3 separate regions of the Homo sapiens genome follow, and all the other regions are linked to region 2. The links are chromatin contacts, found by Hi-C or POLR2A ChIA-PET in ENCODE. All regions are on one chromosome and are shown on one strand. The core of a region is the stretch at or near the end of the contact, and the rest is flanking DNA. Distances in the headings are between cores, read along the strand shown. Region 1 holds the start of LINC02450 (long intergenic non-protein coding RNA 2450). Region 2 has its middle 190 kb from the start of LINC02461. Region 3 has its middle 120 kb from the start of LINC02461.

Region 1 (4,755 bases), core at 1,852-4,351, 270 kb after region 2:
CTGCTCCATGTTATCCGGGGCCTGAGCTGGGGACACTCAAAGTGTGAAAGCATCTCCATCCACTGTTGGGTGATGCTGGCTGTCAGCTAAGACTTCAGGTAGGCTGCCAGCCAACCTACACGTGGCCTCTCCTCCACATAAGTGGAACAGGGCTTCCTCACAGCACTGAGGCTGGGTTCTAAGCATGAGTATCCCAAGAAAGCAAAGACAGGAGAAAACGTCACCTAGGTCCAAAGGGAGGAAACAGACCTCCCAATGTGGGTACTGTCAAGATCACATTGCAAGAAGAGTGTGTGGGAGAAGAGAACACTGCAGTCTTCTTCAGAACATATAACCTGCCACACATCCCAAGTAGTATTCTATATCCACCTGCCTATGCCTGAAACTGACACCACCATAAAAGGAGCAACCTGTGATGATAAAGCATTCCCTCAGCAGGATTTATTAGTTTAGTTTAAAAAATTTCAAATAGCACTTTACACCTGGCAAATCCCCTTCAGGGTATTCACAATCTCCCTGTGTGGTTGTTATTCTCCCACTACTCTATAAATGAAAGGCCGGAAATTCAGAGAAGTTATATGAGTTCAGCAGACACCTTTGGGAAGTTAAGGATAGACTCACAATTTGAACTCAGAACTTCAGACTCTAAAGCCTATATTATTTTCACACTTCCTTTCAAGTGAAAATAGGTTTATCTAATAACAACCAATAAATACCAAATGAATTAACAAATGGATAAACACTAGACTCTGAAATTATTTTAGCAGAAATTCTAGCATTTATCAGAGTCCTGTGGAAATGGGACACTAACTAGGTTAGCTCTGATGAAACAAGAACATCTTTTTAGAGAGTGAGCCTGAAGAGATGCCTTGGTAGAAACCCTGAAAGCCAACGCCAACTAAGATGGGGAGGGACTCTGTCAATGCTGAAGTTAAAATTGTGGGTGCCCCCCAAACTTTGCCGCAAAAAGCCTGTGAGGGTGGGCATTTTTCTTTTTTTCCATTTTCAATAATAACGTAAAGATGCCACAGACAATTTAAATCATTCCCAATTGTGACATAGATAAACTCTTCTAAGAGGATTAAATATTCTTGGAACACTGAAATAGCTGGTTTTCACATTTAATTCTTGGAGTCATTTTTCCAACTGCAGCCTGTTAATTAAAGTATAGCTTGTCTAATCTAGAATATGAATGATTTCTTATCTTCTGTTCCCAGCACGACTCCCCAGTATTATTGTAGGAGACATCAGATTAAACTTGAGAAAAATAATCTGTATCATTTTCAGAATTAAAAATCTTGGAAATTAATTCTCTGAATATTAGTTCTACCTCAATGACATTGCCCAATGAAAAGAGAACGAATAATTTAAGATTTCACTATTACCTTTAAAATGTAGTTAGGAAGTAATAAACGAAGAAGTAAATTCTCAGTTCCGCAAATGTTCCAAGAATTGGCAGAGTAGGCATAACACTAAAAATCTTCAAGTTCTAAATAGATGTAAATCAATATGGAAGAATAAAGAATAACTTTTAGATTTCCAGACTACCACTATTTTTCCCTAAAACTTTTCTTTCAGTGTCCTTGCTTTGCCATTAAAAGTTCTCTAATGTTAAATGGGTTGAATAACCATCATTTATATCATTTCAGTATTTATAAATCTGTCCCAGATAGGTACTGGAGCACAGAGGCCAATTCATATTTCATATAATTCAACATATTCCTTTTTATTTCTCTAACAGAAAAATAGTAACTCCCAGGCTGTAATCTCCTTTTTAAAATGGGCCATTAATGATTTACAAGGGTGGTTTTTGTTTTTTGTTTTATATTTTTTTTAAAAGGAAGAGAAAACCTTTCATGAGTAGTCTTCCAGGCTGGCTTTTTCCAAGAACTAATATGAAAAAGGTATAAAATATGGTGAATAAGAAAAGCCCAAGCCCAACCTCTCCTCTTGGCATTCTGGTCCCTTTAAAATCTGTTCTTTACTTGCTTTTTCTATCACTTCTTTCCCACCACCCCCTATCCTTCCTTCTTCAGCTCAAGAGAATTCTTCTCCAAATCCTTTCTGGACCAATGTGTGAGTCATTCTCTTCTGCTTCTCCATTTATGAGACCGCTACTCCTCCTCCAAGGTCCAAATCAAACACTGTCCTTGGCTGAAACATCCTCTAATCCACCCAGGGGTTGATAATCACTCTAACCTCACCTAACAAATATAATACAACACTTATTTCATTCTGGTTTTTAAGTGAAATCAGGCTTATTAGGAAAGTAATAAAGAATGGCCACTCCATAGGCAGAGCAGCCTCTGGTTGAATTTTAAGTGGTCATTCTTTACACATCTGCATCCCTAAATGAGTTGCAAATTGCAAACTCCCTGAGGAAGGAAGCCCTGTATTGTTCCATGGTTATATCCTTTCACAATGCATAGAATAGCTTAAAGGAAGCTCTCAATTTTACTAAAAATAGCTGATATTTATTGATCACATACTACTTATCAGTCTTAGTTAAGCATTTAAAGCACTATTTCAATTAATTTTCACAAGAGCCATATGTATAAATATCATCTTTCACACTTTATAGAGGAGGAAATGAGATCACAGCATTTAAGGAGCTTTCCCGTCATGCAGTTAGAGACACTAGGATTTGAACCTGAGTATTTGGATTCCACAGCCTAAACCCCTACTCTCTACTTTCCACTTGATAGTTTAAATGAATTAATTTAATTTAAAGAAATTCAAGAATAGCATAGATTATTCATTAAAAATGAAGTTGTAGAATGGGCGGAAGAAGTAGTTCTGTTACCGGTAGAGGGTCTTGACTCCAAGTTGGCCAGGTTCTTGGCATTTTGAACAAAGAATTGGACAAAACACACAGCAAAGCAAGGAAAGAATGATACAACAAAAGCAGAGACTTATTGAAAGTGAAAGTACACTCCACAGTGTGGGAGCCGGCAGCGGCAGCAGCTCAAGGGCCTGGATATAGAATCTTCTCAGGTCCAAATACCCCCTAGAGATTTCCCATTGGCCACTTTGTGTTCACCTCATGTAAATGAAGCTGTGGCCCTCAGAGACTAAGGTGAAGTTACAAAGTTGAACGTCTATGCAAACAAAGACTTTGCTGGCGATCAGTCTGATTGGTTGCTATCTGCAACCAATCAGAGGCTGACGTTACAAAGTTACACTCCTATGCAAAAAGCAACCAATCAGAAGTACTTTCAATTTCCCATCTGCCATGCAGAAAACGTGGGGGTTTGCAAAGGGAGTAGCCCCTGGTCCTTTTGTTACTTAGATGTGCAAAGTTAGGGTTTTCCATTCAATTTAGTTCTAGGAAGTCAGTGTGAAATGGCCTTAGGTTCCCTGACTCCAGACCCTATTCTCCTGCCTCTCTTCCATTTGCTTATGTATTATTTTTGTTGTCTAAAACATAAATGAGGAGTCTCTGGAATTTCATCTTTCATAAGCCAACACCTCGATTTTCTTAAAACAGATTTTTTTTCTTATACATTAGTCAAAGTAAATTCATCTTCCCTTATATCATGACACCACCAGGAGTATTAGCAAAGCATAATAGCAATTGTCTTACTCAGATGTACAATCATAGAACATAAAAGATAAAACATTCTTCCTTTTAAATTCCTTATAACTCTCAAGTGATAAATAAGGGAGTAAATTTGGATCAAAAGAAGGGTTCAAGCTATATCTATACAGCCAAATCACTAAGTCATACGTCCAACAGGCTAATTATTATGTATTTTTTAAATATTTTACCATTCATATTGGCCAAATCAATGTAATTGATTCATAAATGCCAGCAATCCCTGTGTTGGGAATGATTTTTCCATTTATCTACTGATGCGCAAAGTCCTAGAACAAGAGATAAATTAAGAAACATTCAACTTTCTTGTCTCTCCAATCCCTTCTCAACATTGTTGCTGGCTTTCTGAGACACAACCTTAAGTGAAAAGAAGTGAACTTCGACCCATACCTTTCACCTTATCCATAAATTAACTCAAAATGGATCACAGACCTAAATGAAAAACCTAAACTATACACAGATTTCCAAAAGAAAATTTAGAAGAAAATATTTACAGCCTTGCTTAGGTGAAGATTTTAGAAAATATACCCAGAGGTTGTAGTGAGCCTGGGTGACAGAGTGAGACTCCATCTCAAAAAACAAACAAAAAAGAAAATATACCAAAAGCTGGACCACAAAAGAAAAAAGTATAAACTGGACTTATCAACATGAAAAGCTTCTACAAGACACTGTTGAGAGAATAAAAAGATAAACCACAGACTGGAAGGAAATATTTGTAAAATACATATAAGGGACTTGTATGCTGAATATATAAAGAACTCTCAAAACTCAACAATAAGGAAAAATAAAACTGGGCAATAGATTTCAACACACACTTCACCAACAAAGATATATGGATGGCAAAACACACACACACACACACACACACACACACACACACACACACGAAACGTTTTCAATATCACTAGTCATTTGGCCAAAAAAAAAAAAAAAGTAAAACCACAGTGAGATTATCATTTCATATCTATGAAAATGGCTCCATTTTTTTTAACTGACAATATCAAGTGCTGACAAGGATACAGAGTAACTGGAACTCTCATATGTTGCTAATAGGATTGGAAAAGGGTACAAGTACCTTTGGAAAACAGTTTGGCAGATTCTTACAAAGTTAAACATATACTCTCCAGTGACCCAGTAATTGTACTCCTAGACATTTACCC
Region 2 (4,929 bases), core at 1,449-3,948:
CATAATTTGTAGAAAGACATGAGTTGGGAATTTGTCAAAGAAACTTGCAGAGTCTAGGCAGGGGCACTTCACTTGGAAAGTGTTAGCCAAGATCCAGATAAGCCAGATGGCCTCAAGTTCAAATTATAACATTTTCTTCTCTTCTGTAGCTTTGAAATATCTAAATATTTGGATTAAATACATCAGGATTACTATAAGCACGAAATACTGATCCATCGTGCTTAACAGTGAGAATTGTTGCCATCCCTATATGTTTCATATCACATAATTTAAATGTAATGAAAGGTAAATTTTTAGAAACTGAACCTTTTAGAAAGAAATCTACAGGGTGCTTTCACCTAGGCTATTTCTTTTGATGGGCTACTGGGCAGCTGTTAGTTTCAAATAAACTCAATACTAGATTTGCAACAGATGTTCCTAAAACGGAACAAATAAGAGAATTACTGAATTTCTTACAAAGACAGATTAAACCTGAAAAAATAATTGAGATCTAGCAAGGCAGTCATTAACATGAGGAATGAAATTAAGCATGTTACAAAGAATAATTCAAATGTTTCTCAACTAAGAGGCAAGAGGAAGAGCTCTTTAGTCAGTTTTGTTTTTCTTTATTCATCCGTTCAACAGACACTTATTACTGAGTTTCATTTGGTGCTATTCCAATTTGTTGCCGTCTTCTTAAATTATACACATGGGAATGTTAAAACTACAGCTTGTCTGCACTAATGCATTTTATTAAGTAAAATTTCACCATGCCATGGAATCATCATTGCAGAAGTTCATGGACTCACAGCCACAATTTCTTTAAGGTTTTCTCATTTCCATATAGCAGATTCTTTTTTTTTGTATAATGTTTCAACATTACTTTAATAGCAAAATCTCAAAATAGTGAAATAGCAAAATTCACTAATAGCAATTTATGAATAGCAATTCACTAAGCAAAATTCACAAAATAGTGAAATAGCAAAATCTCAAAATAATAGACACTAGGTATCTGAGAGTAGAAGAAACTGAGATTTCTCTTTTACTTTATCCAACTGTATTTAAATTTCTCATTTACTTGTCTATAACCTCCAGCAGATTGTAAACCTCCATAGCCCAGTGACCTTCTTTGCTCTTTCAATATTGTCATCTCAGTTCTTAACATAACAGCTGGCATTGAGGGAACACTTAAAAGAAGAAGAAATATTTGCTGAAAATTATAGAGGAACACAGGCAGGTATAAAGGCAGACAATAACTCATTTTCTTCTCTGCTCATTTGCCGGGTGATAGACACCAGTTGTATACAAATGATGGAAAGGGCTCTAAGGGTTATAGTTTAATTAATTTAATTTAGTTAACTCTGTATCTAGTGTAGTTCTCAATTTTTTTGTCCTAAATGCAAAGAAGACACACCTATTCTTACCTACCACTTGCCTCTAAAACAAAAACCTAAACTATTAACTCACTAAATAAACATATAAAAAAGGCCCAGATGTAACTAATCACCTATTGCTAATGTAAAACAAAACTGAAATTTGTCTTCTTTTTATCATTTCTGGGCCAAATGGTTTCAATATGTAAAATGCATAAAACAATGCCTGGCAGATAGTAAGCACTGATATGTATTTGTTATCATTACCAATCTCATCATCATTACTTCTGTATCTTAACTGACCCTTCTGGCTGTTTAGATAAAACCCCAATTCTATCTGGAGCCCTAACAACAGTACACCAACCCACGTTCCACCATGAAACTCTCTTCCACGAGGCAAGGTTTATCAGATAAGACTGCATGGATAAAAAGCCAAAAAAAAAAAAAAAGTCTGACTTTCTATTACTCTTTCAGGAGAGGACCAGGTCACATCTCTTATTGCCACAAGAACCACTAAAATATCCTGGCTACTGGAAGTTGCTTTAGGGAGTGAAATGGGGGCTGAGAGTGGAAATGGTGCTGCAGAAAGTATAGAAGACAATCTAATAGAATTCTATGTGTTTTCTAATTATATCAATGAACTGATTGCAATACCTGGTTTATTCATTGCAAAAAAAAAAAGAGTGTTTTATGGCTAGAGCATGAGATAGAGCTGAAAAGAATGAGATAAAGTCATACTCATTTATTCCACTTCCTTTGAGTTTCTAGAGAAAACTTCGAATTTAAAAAGTATGGTGAACTAAATATTTTCAATAGCCCTTGAACAATAAGATCCTAAATGCTGAATCAAATATAAAATTTTATTTTAAATGCATTGCTGGGAATATATGAAAACAAGAAAAATCAAGCTCCTACCCTTCCCAGGCCCAAAATATGGAGAAAACAAACCGAAAAAGGTAAGGATACCCTGAGACACAATGCCTTTCCTAGAAATGAGAGATAAGAGTCTTTATTCTGGGCCAGTGCCTTTCAAAATAAAACCTAAATAGAAAATTCATAGATTATGAAAGACATCTCAGAATTAATAAAAAATAAGAATCACTAGAATGCTTTCGCTTGTTTTATCTCTGCAAGTCTCTCAATATTTATTGCATCATCCAATACTCTGAAAATTGAGAGTATGTGTTGGGTAGATTAACTGTTTGTACAAAGCTCAATGGAATGTTAAAGGAACAAAGATCGTGCCTACAGGTGTGGTTGATGACATACCACCAAGAAAATGTAGAGGTTAAGAACTCAAAATTCTTGGGAGCTTGTTTTTGCCAAGGAATGTGGGCGCAGTATTTGGAACTGCCAAGTTATGCAGCTGAGAGGTCTGAGGTTGACTTCTAGTTCAGTGTGATAATAACCTCATAATAAAATCCCAGGTTTTATCTATGAGACTCAGAATGCTTATGGATAACCAAATGCAAGCCACTTAAGGTTTCCCTTTACCTCTTAACAAAGTGAGCTTTCATCCAATTTGCATACCTCTATTTTAACAACGTAAAGAGCTTCACAAAATCAATTGCTATATTTTCATTCTATTTTTACTATATTTAACATGCTGGCCACGTGAGGTGGCTCACGCCTGTAATCCCAGTACTCTGGGAGGCTGAGGTGGGTGGATCACTTGAGGTCAGGAGTTCGAGACCAGCCTGGCCAACATGGTGAAACCTCATCTCTACTAAAAATACAAAAATTAGCTGGGTGTGGTGGCGCACACCTGTAATCCCAGCTACTCAGAAGGCTGAAGCAAGAGAATCACTTGAACCCAAGAGGCGGAGGTTGTAGTGAGCCAAGATGGCACCACTGCACGCCGGCCTGGGTGACAGAATGAGACTCTGTCTCAATAAATAAATAAATGAATAAATATAGTTATATATCTATATGCTGGATTTGATTATTGATTAATTATGGATTTGATCCTTGTCTCACAACGTATTATGTAAAGGTAGCACCATTCCTTATTTCTCTTTGTACATATTTGAATCTAACATACTGATTTGCACATAAAAGATATTCAAAAAGAGTTATTGATCTAGAAGACATTAAGATGCTCTTTCTGAAATAACAGTTTGAGTCAACGTGCATCTTCAATCTAGAAATTTTCTTTCTTGTCTATCCACAGTTATCTCTTACTTTCTTAGTCACAGCGCTTGAGTGCATTGTGACAGTAAATGCGTTAAATTGTATCTAAAGACAGAAAGTAAAATATGAAGAGCCAATAAAATTTCAAAAGTTTAGTGAGGCACAATGGGCCCAATTCAAGAGAGAGGCTGAGCAAGTTAAAGGCTTTGTTGGGAGCAAAGTGTGCATTCATATAGCAAACTCTGGCCAAGGTAATTACCTGTTTTGGACAGGCACACTATTCCCTGGAGGCTGCTTCACTCACCCGGACTTGACTCAACTTTGGATAAGTTCCAGTATAAATATTCCCACAAAAAATCAGGCAGAGGGAAACATCTCAGTGTTTTTTAAGAATAAAGGGGTCTGACTCTCAGTTTTATATCTCTTTATTTTTGCTGATCAGCACCCAGCACACTGACCTCTGCATTACTCATCAGCATTACTGCATTACTCAGGTGCAACTGAAAGGAGACCACACTACCGCTTCCGTACCACCTTCTGAGTTCCCTGCCAAAATTTACTTCTTTTTTAACTTGGAAGTCTCAAATGTTCTCATTTAATGTGTTGATGACATCACACTTAAGGGTGGTATGGCTGGCGGGACATTAAATAAATTACACTTTATAAGGTACCTAATGTGCTAATACTGGGAGGGCTAAGTTGAGCCCCCTGCCATCAAAGTTCCTATCTGGATCTCAGAAATGAACCAAGAACCTTAGAGAAAATTCCTCCCTGTTAACTTATTAAGCATATTTCACCATTGTTCTTCAGACAAAGAGGAAAATATTAGGTTATATAGTATTTATTGTGCGTAAGACCACACACGAAAATACACACATAATCTTACTTTCTAGAAGATAAGCAGAAGAAGAGAGGTTTTCATTTCTGAATTTAAGGAGATGAGATTGAGATCTTCTATATCAGAAAGTTTAAAGTGACATTTTTGCATGTCTTAGTCCATTTAGACTGCTGTGACAAAATACCTTAGACTGAGTGGTTATAAACAACAATAATCAATTTCTCATAGAGTCTGGAAAGTCTAAGATCAAGGCACAGCCAGATGAGGAGACGGCCTCTTCTGGTTCATAGATGGCACCATCTAGCTGTGTCCTCCCAGGGTGGTGGAAGGGGCAAGGCAACTCTCTAGAGCCTGTTTTATAAGGGCACAAATCTCATTCACGAGGGTTCTGTTCTCATGACCTAATCACCTACCAAATACCCCACGTCCTAACACCATCACACTGATCATCAATCAGGTTTTAACATATTAATCTGGGGAGGACACAAACATTTAGACCATAGCATTGAATTAACTATAGATGTGTTAAGTAATTATATTAACATGGTACAAACAACTTCAGTTTAACATTGCTAGTGATTCCATGTGGATACCATGTACCTTCTTACA
Region 3 (4,905 bases), core at 1,471-3,970, 320 kb before region 2:
ATTTGAATAGCCATTTTAGTAGTTGTGAATATTCATCTTTTACGTTACATCAAAATTCAAAAAGTGATAGTTTCTTAAAGATTAGTTGCAATATGAAATCTAAAATCATATTCATGAATGCTTTATAGCAGGGGTCCCCAACCTCTGTGGCTGGTCCGTGGTCTGTTAGGAACCGGGCTGCACAGCAGGAGTTGAGCAGCAGGTGAGCGGGTAAAGCTTCATCTGTATTTATTATATTTCTTTATTTCAGACAGAGTTTCATTTTTTGTGCCTAGGCTGGAGTGCAACGGCACGGTCTCTGCTCACTGCAACCTCCGCCTCCCAGGTTCAAGCAATTCTCCTGCCTCAGCCTCCCAAGTAGCTGGGATTACAGGCACCTGCCACCATGCCAGGCTAATTTTTGTATTTTTAGTAGAGACGGGGTTTCGCCTTGTTGCCCAGCTGGTCTCGAACTCCTGACCTAAGGTGATCTGCCTGCTTCAGCTTCCCAAAGTGTTGGGATTACAGGCGTGAGCCACTGAAAGCTTCATCTGTATTTACAGCCACTACCTCCATTGCTTGCATTACTGCCTGAGCTCTGCCTCTTGTCAGATAAGTGCAGCATTAGATTCTCACTGGAGCACAAACCCTGTTCTGAACTGTACCTGTGAAGGATCTAGGTTTCATGCTTATCATGAGAATCTAATGCCTGATGATCTGAGGTGGAACAGTTTCATCCTAAAGCCATCTCCGCCTACCCCCTGGTCCATGGAGAAATTGTTTTCCATGAAACTGGTCCCTGGTGCCAAAAAGTTTGGGGACTACTGCTTTATAGTCTGTCTAGTTCTGTACATTGGCCTATCTTGCACCTTTAGTGGATTTTTATCTATGCATGATTTTTGTAACATCATGATTTGTTATTTGGAATATATTGGTTCACTCTTTTACATGGTTCTTCCAAATGTACAGTGAAAAATGCCACTGTACACTTACGAGAGAATGAGCTTTTACACACAAATAATGTACTAGCATTATGCCAAAATTATTTGACTCACAGACTCTGTGAAAGTGTCTCAAAGACCCACAGGGACCCATGCTACTAGAGAGCAGCTGCTCTATGGCATCATCATGGCCTTTTTTCTCGACACTATTTAATAAACACTGTTTAAACTCTCTATTGCCCCTTCTACTCTCACAAGTACCTTCATATCACCACTTTGACCTTCTTTTGATTTACCATATACAGGTATTTCTCATTTCAGAAACTTTGTTACTTCTACTTGACTTCTAATAAAGCTTTAGTTTAGATGCTCCTTTTCCCAAGAATCCTACTCTGACTTTCCTTAATTTGGGTTAGGTATCTTGTCTTAGATATTACTCAAATTAATAACTTTTTTTTTTTGAGACGGAGTCTCACTCTGTCGCCCAGGCTGGAGTGCAGTGGTGTGATCTCGGCTCATTGCAACCTCGCCTCCCGGGTTCAAGAAATTCTCCTGCTTCAGCCTCCTGAGTAGCTGGGATTACAGGTGCCCGCCACCACGCCTAGCTAATTTTTGTATTTTTATTAGAGACGGGGTTTCACCATGTTGGTCAGGCTGGTCTCGAACCCCTGACCTTGTGATCCACCCGCCTCGGCCTCCCAAAGTGCTGGGATTACAGGCGTGAACCACCGTGCCCAGCCCTCAAATTAATAACTTATTTATTTGAAATTTCTAAGTAGATTAAAACCTTTAGGGACAAGAACCATAACCATCTCAAAAAGTATTTGACAGATACTATATTCTTCATAAATCTTTTTTTTCATTGTAACAAATATTTCAAAATAATGATATGGAACTGCAGGTAATGAGATGGGTTTCTACTGCATTAAATTCGATTTTTATCGGTCTATATTTGCAGTATTGAAGTAACTCAAGCCTGTTACGTGGAATTTTATCTTTGTAGGCAAAAATAAACTTTCTGCTAAAACTTTCCATTCTTCAAGGGACAGTTCAGGTTTCACTTCCTCTAAAACAACAATAAGTGTTTCTGATCACCTCTGTCTAACAACTATCGCTCATTCTTTTAAACATATGTAGCCCTAAAGTATTCTTATACTGCTCATTTGGCAACTTGCCACGTGTTCTTTATCTTGGAGTGCTGGTTACTTTGGGTCCATGTTTTCCCCACAAGTTCTGAGCTTCTCAAGAGTAGTGACCATGTCCTCTTTACTTTTGGAGCCTCCCTATACATTTCACATTTTCTTGGTACACAGCAGATGTTTAGTAATTGATTTTGATTTATTGGCTTTTTTTGTCATTGGAATCTCAGTCTTCTCTAAAGGACTGTTACGAAATATTTTATTGGTGATTTTTTAATTTGCAGTACAGCCTTTCTTTAAACTTGGATCTGGAGAACCTACATACACAATGAAGCAATTGTACATATAAGAAGAAAAGCACATCCAGTTCAAAGTCTTCTTGGGCACTCCCTGGTTATATTGTACAGGACTGTGACCCCAAATAATACATACTTTTTGAAAACATCTGAATTAGTAAGGAATAGTTAAAAGTGACAGAAACAAAATTTAAAATAACTTAAAAAGGAAATTTATCGGCTCATATAATTGCGAAGTCCATGGGTGGAGATGTTTGTATTTAAGCCTGACTAACTCCAGAAGCTCAAACAATGATATCAGCTTATCCGTCTTGTGGTTCTGTTTGTATTTGTGTTTCTCTTCCTGATGGCATCATTCTCTCATGCCTTAGACAGGATCTCAAAGAAGCTTACTCAGTGCTTGGTGCTTACAGCCTACAATCCACAAGGCAGAGACACATCGTCTCTCCAGCATCCAAATTTGAAATCTTGGTGGAAGCATTCTAACTGGTCCAGCTTAGTTCATGTGATCATCATTTGGACCAATTACTAAAGATAAAATGCTGGAATACCATGATGGGATAACTCTCAGCCCTATATGCACCAGTGTCATTCACAGGCTAGCCATAACCGTATGAGTTGGGTGGGGTGGTGTTGTAAAAGCCTGACAGAAGTTGATGTGCTGGACAGAAAAAGATTCTAGGTATCAACTATGCCTGGGTTCAAAGATTTCTCTGCAATAATATTAAATAGGTACTTGGTTAATGCAAGGAATATGTAAAGTTGGAAACAAAATAAAACATGTATTTGGGTTATTCAGATGGGAAAAACATTGGTTACTTGGAGGGGAATATTGTATTTCCTCTTTTAAAAGTAACTAAATTCTAATTTGGAAGAGAGATGTGTATTTACCATCATATTAGCTGTGGAATGTAGGCAAATTATTTACCCTTTCTGAGTTTCAGTTTCAGATCTAGAGATCAGTAGTTTTTAACTTGGGCTACAAATTAAAATCACTTGGGGGAGCTCTTAAAAGGAGCTCCTATCAGGAGACGCCCAGGCCTCACGCTAGACAACTTAAGTCAGTGTCTGGGATAGGGATTCAACGTGATTACCTTTATAAATCCAAAGGTCATCCTAATGTATTCCCAAAGGTGAGAATCATTTCTCTAAATTCTTTCATTCCTTTGGTATACGATACATGTATTAGTTGTAAACTATGTTATTTATATTTACTGGGTTTGGGGTTGTTTCTGTGTCAACCATGTCTTCTATTTTCTGGGTTCTGATGCTTTGACATCTGGGCCCTTGTTGACTCTGGAAGGACTCCCTGCCAAGGTTGATCAATTCCAAGAGATGGTAAACAATTTGCTCTTGAGCTCTTTTCAAATACCAACCAACCAACTCAGAGCCCATGCCCCAACCACCACCTCCTTTACCAGACTCTTACACTCCAAGACACTATCCACCTGCCCTAATCACCCAAGATCAGGTACCAGAAAACCAAGGACAGCCGACAGCCACTATGTCCTATAGCCACTATGTCCTAAATATGCTAAACTTATTCAAATGATCCAGTCCTAAACCTGCTTACCCTCTTCACCTGTTCTTTCCCAGGAAATCTCAATAATTGCTCTTGCCCACAGTTTCCCCTCCCTCTGCCTCCTGAATGACCGAGGTGTTTCCCCGTGTGGCCCTTTCATAACATGGTCAACCCCCTTTTTCTTTTTTTATCTTTTTCAAATTTTTATTTTACTTTAAGTTCTGGGATACATGTGCAGAACGTGCAGGTTTGTTACATAGGCATACGCATGCCATAGTGGTTTGCTGCACCTATCAACCTGTCATCTAGGTTTTAAGCCCCACATGCATTAGCTCTTTGCCGTGATGCTCTCCCTCCCCTACTCCCCAGCCCTCCAATAGGCCCTGGTGTGTGTTGTTCCCCTCCATGTGACCATGTGTTCTCATTGTTCAATTCCCACTTAGGAGTGAGAACATGCTCAAATTGTATTTCCCGTTCTAGATCCTTGAAGAATCCCCGCACTGTCTTCACAATGGTTGAACTAATTTACCTTCCCACCAACAACGTAAAAGCATTCTTATTTCTCCACAACCTCACCAGCATCTGTTGTCTCTTGACTTTTTAGTAATCGTCATTGTGACTGGTGTAAGATGGTATCTCATTGTGGTTTTGATTTGCATTTCTCTAATGATGTTGAGATTTTTTCCATATGTTTTTTGGTCGCATAAATGTCTTATTTTGAGAAGTGTCTGTTCATATCCTTTGCCCACTTTTTCATGGGGTTGTTTTACTCTTGTAAATTTAAGTTCCTTGTAGATTCTGGATATTAAAATTTTGTCAGATAGTTAGATTGCAAAAATGTTCTCTCATTTTGTAGGTTGCCTGTTCATTCTGATGATAGTTTATTTTGCTGTGCAAAAGCTCCTTAGTTTAATTAGATCCCATTTGTCAATTTTAGCTTTTGTTGCAATTGCTTTTGGTGTTTTTTTCATGAAATCTTTGTCTATGCCCATGTCCTCATTTATTGCCTAGATTTTCTTCTAGGGTTT

Evidence for each region. Hi-C counts contacts between places; a loop is a spot of excess contacts on that map. ChIA-PET counts read pairs that join two places held with the same protein, here RNA polymerase II (POLR2A). Pooled maps may share reads with other maps.
Region 1: a loop to region 2 is called in a pooled map, with 1.9 times the contacts of the local background. The contact joins the promoter of LINC02450 here to the enhancer-like site in region 2. A Hi-C loop is called at or near these places in 2 of 168 maps with a recorded cell type or tissue (PC-3 and mammary epithelial cell) and 3 of 50 pooled maps. POLR2A ChIA-PET finds 5 or more read pairs at or near these places in 1 of 52 experiments (MCF 10A).
Region 3: a map of PC-3 shows a loop between it and region 2 (9-fold over the local background). The contact joins two enhancer-like sites. A Hi-C loop is called at or near these places in 6 of 168 maps with a recorded cell type or tissue (Calu3, MCF 10A, PC-3 and 3 more) and 3 of 50 pooled maps. POLR2A ChIA-PET finds 5 or more read pairs at or near these places in 2 of 52 experiments (MCF 10A and endothelial cell of umbilical vein).

Annotation. Positions count from the first base shown.
Region 1 is chr12:42,690,562-42,695,316 of GRCh38, reverse strand. LINC02450 (long intergenic non-protein coding RNA 2450) reads right to left here and starts at 3,101. Exons shown (of 4, transcript NR_135028.1): 1 at 3,041-3,101; 2 at 1,386-1,489.
Region 2 is chr12:42,959,285-42,964,213 of GRCh38, reverse strand. No RefSeq gene overlaps it. Among named protein-coding and RNA genes, the nearest start is that of LINC02461, 190 kb to the left of the region's middle. RefSeq lists an enhancer at 2,396-3,595. Within about 2 kb of position 2,698, at least 6 of the 41 ENCODE cell types and tissues checked have a DNase peak (open chromatin) inside an H3K27ac peak, as active enhancers do; they include PC-3, PC-9, endothelial cell of umbilical vein and 1 more, where a contact is called at or near this core.
Region 3 is chr12:43,275,591-43,280,495 of GRCh38, reverse strand. No RefSeq gene overlaps it. Among named protein-coding and RNA genes, the nearest start is that of LINC02461, 120 kb to the right of the region's middle. Within about 2 kb of position 2,720, at least 4 of the 41 ENCODE cell types and tissues checked have a DNase peak (open chromatin) inside an H3K27ac peak, as active enhancers do; they include PC-3, PC-9 and endothelial cell of umbilical vein, where a contact is called at or near this core.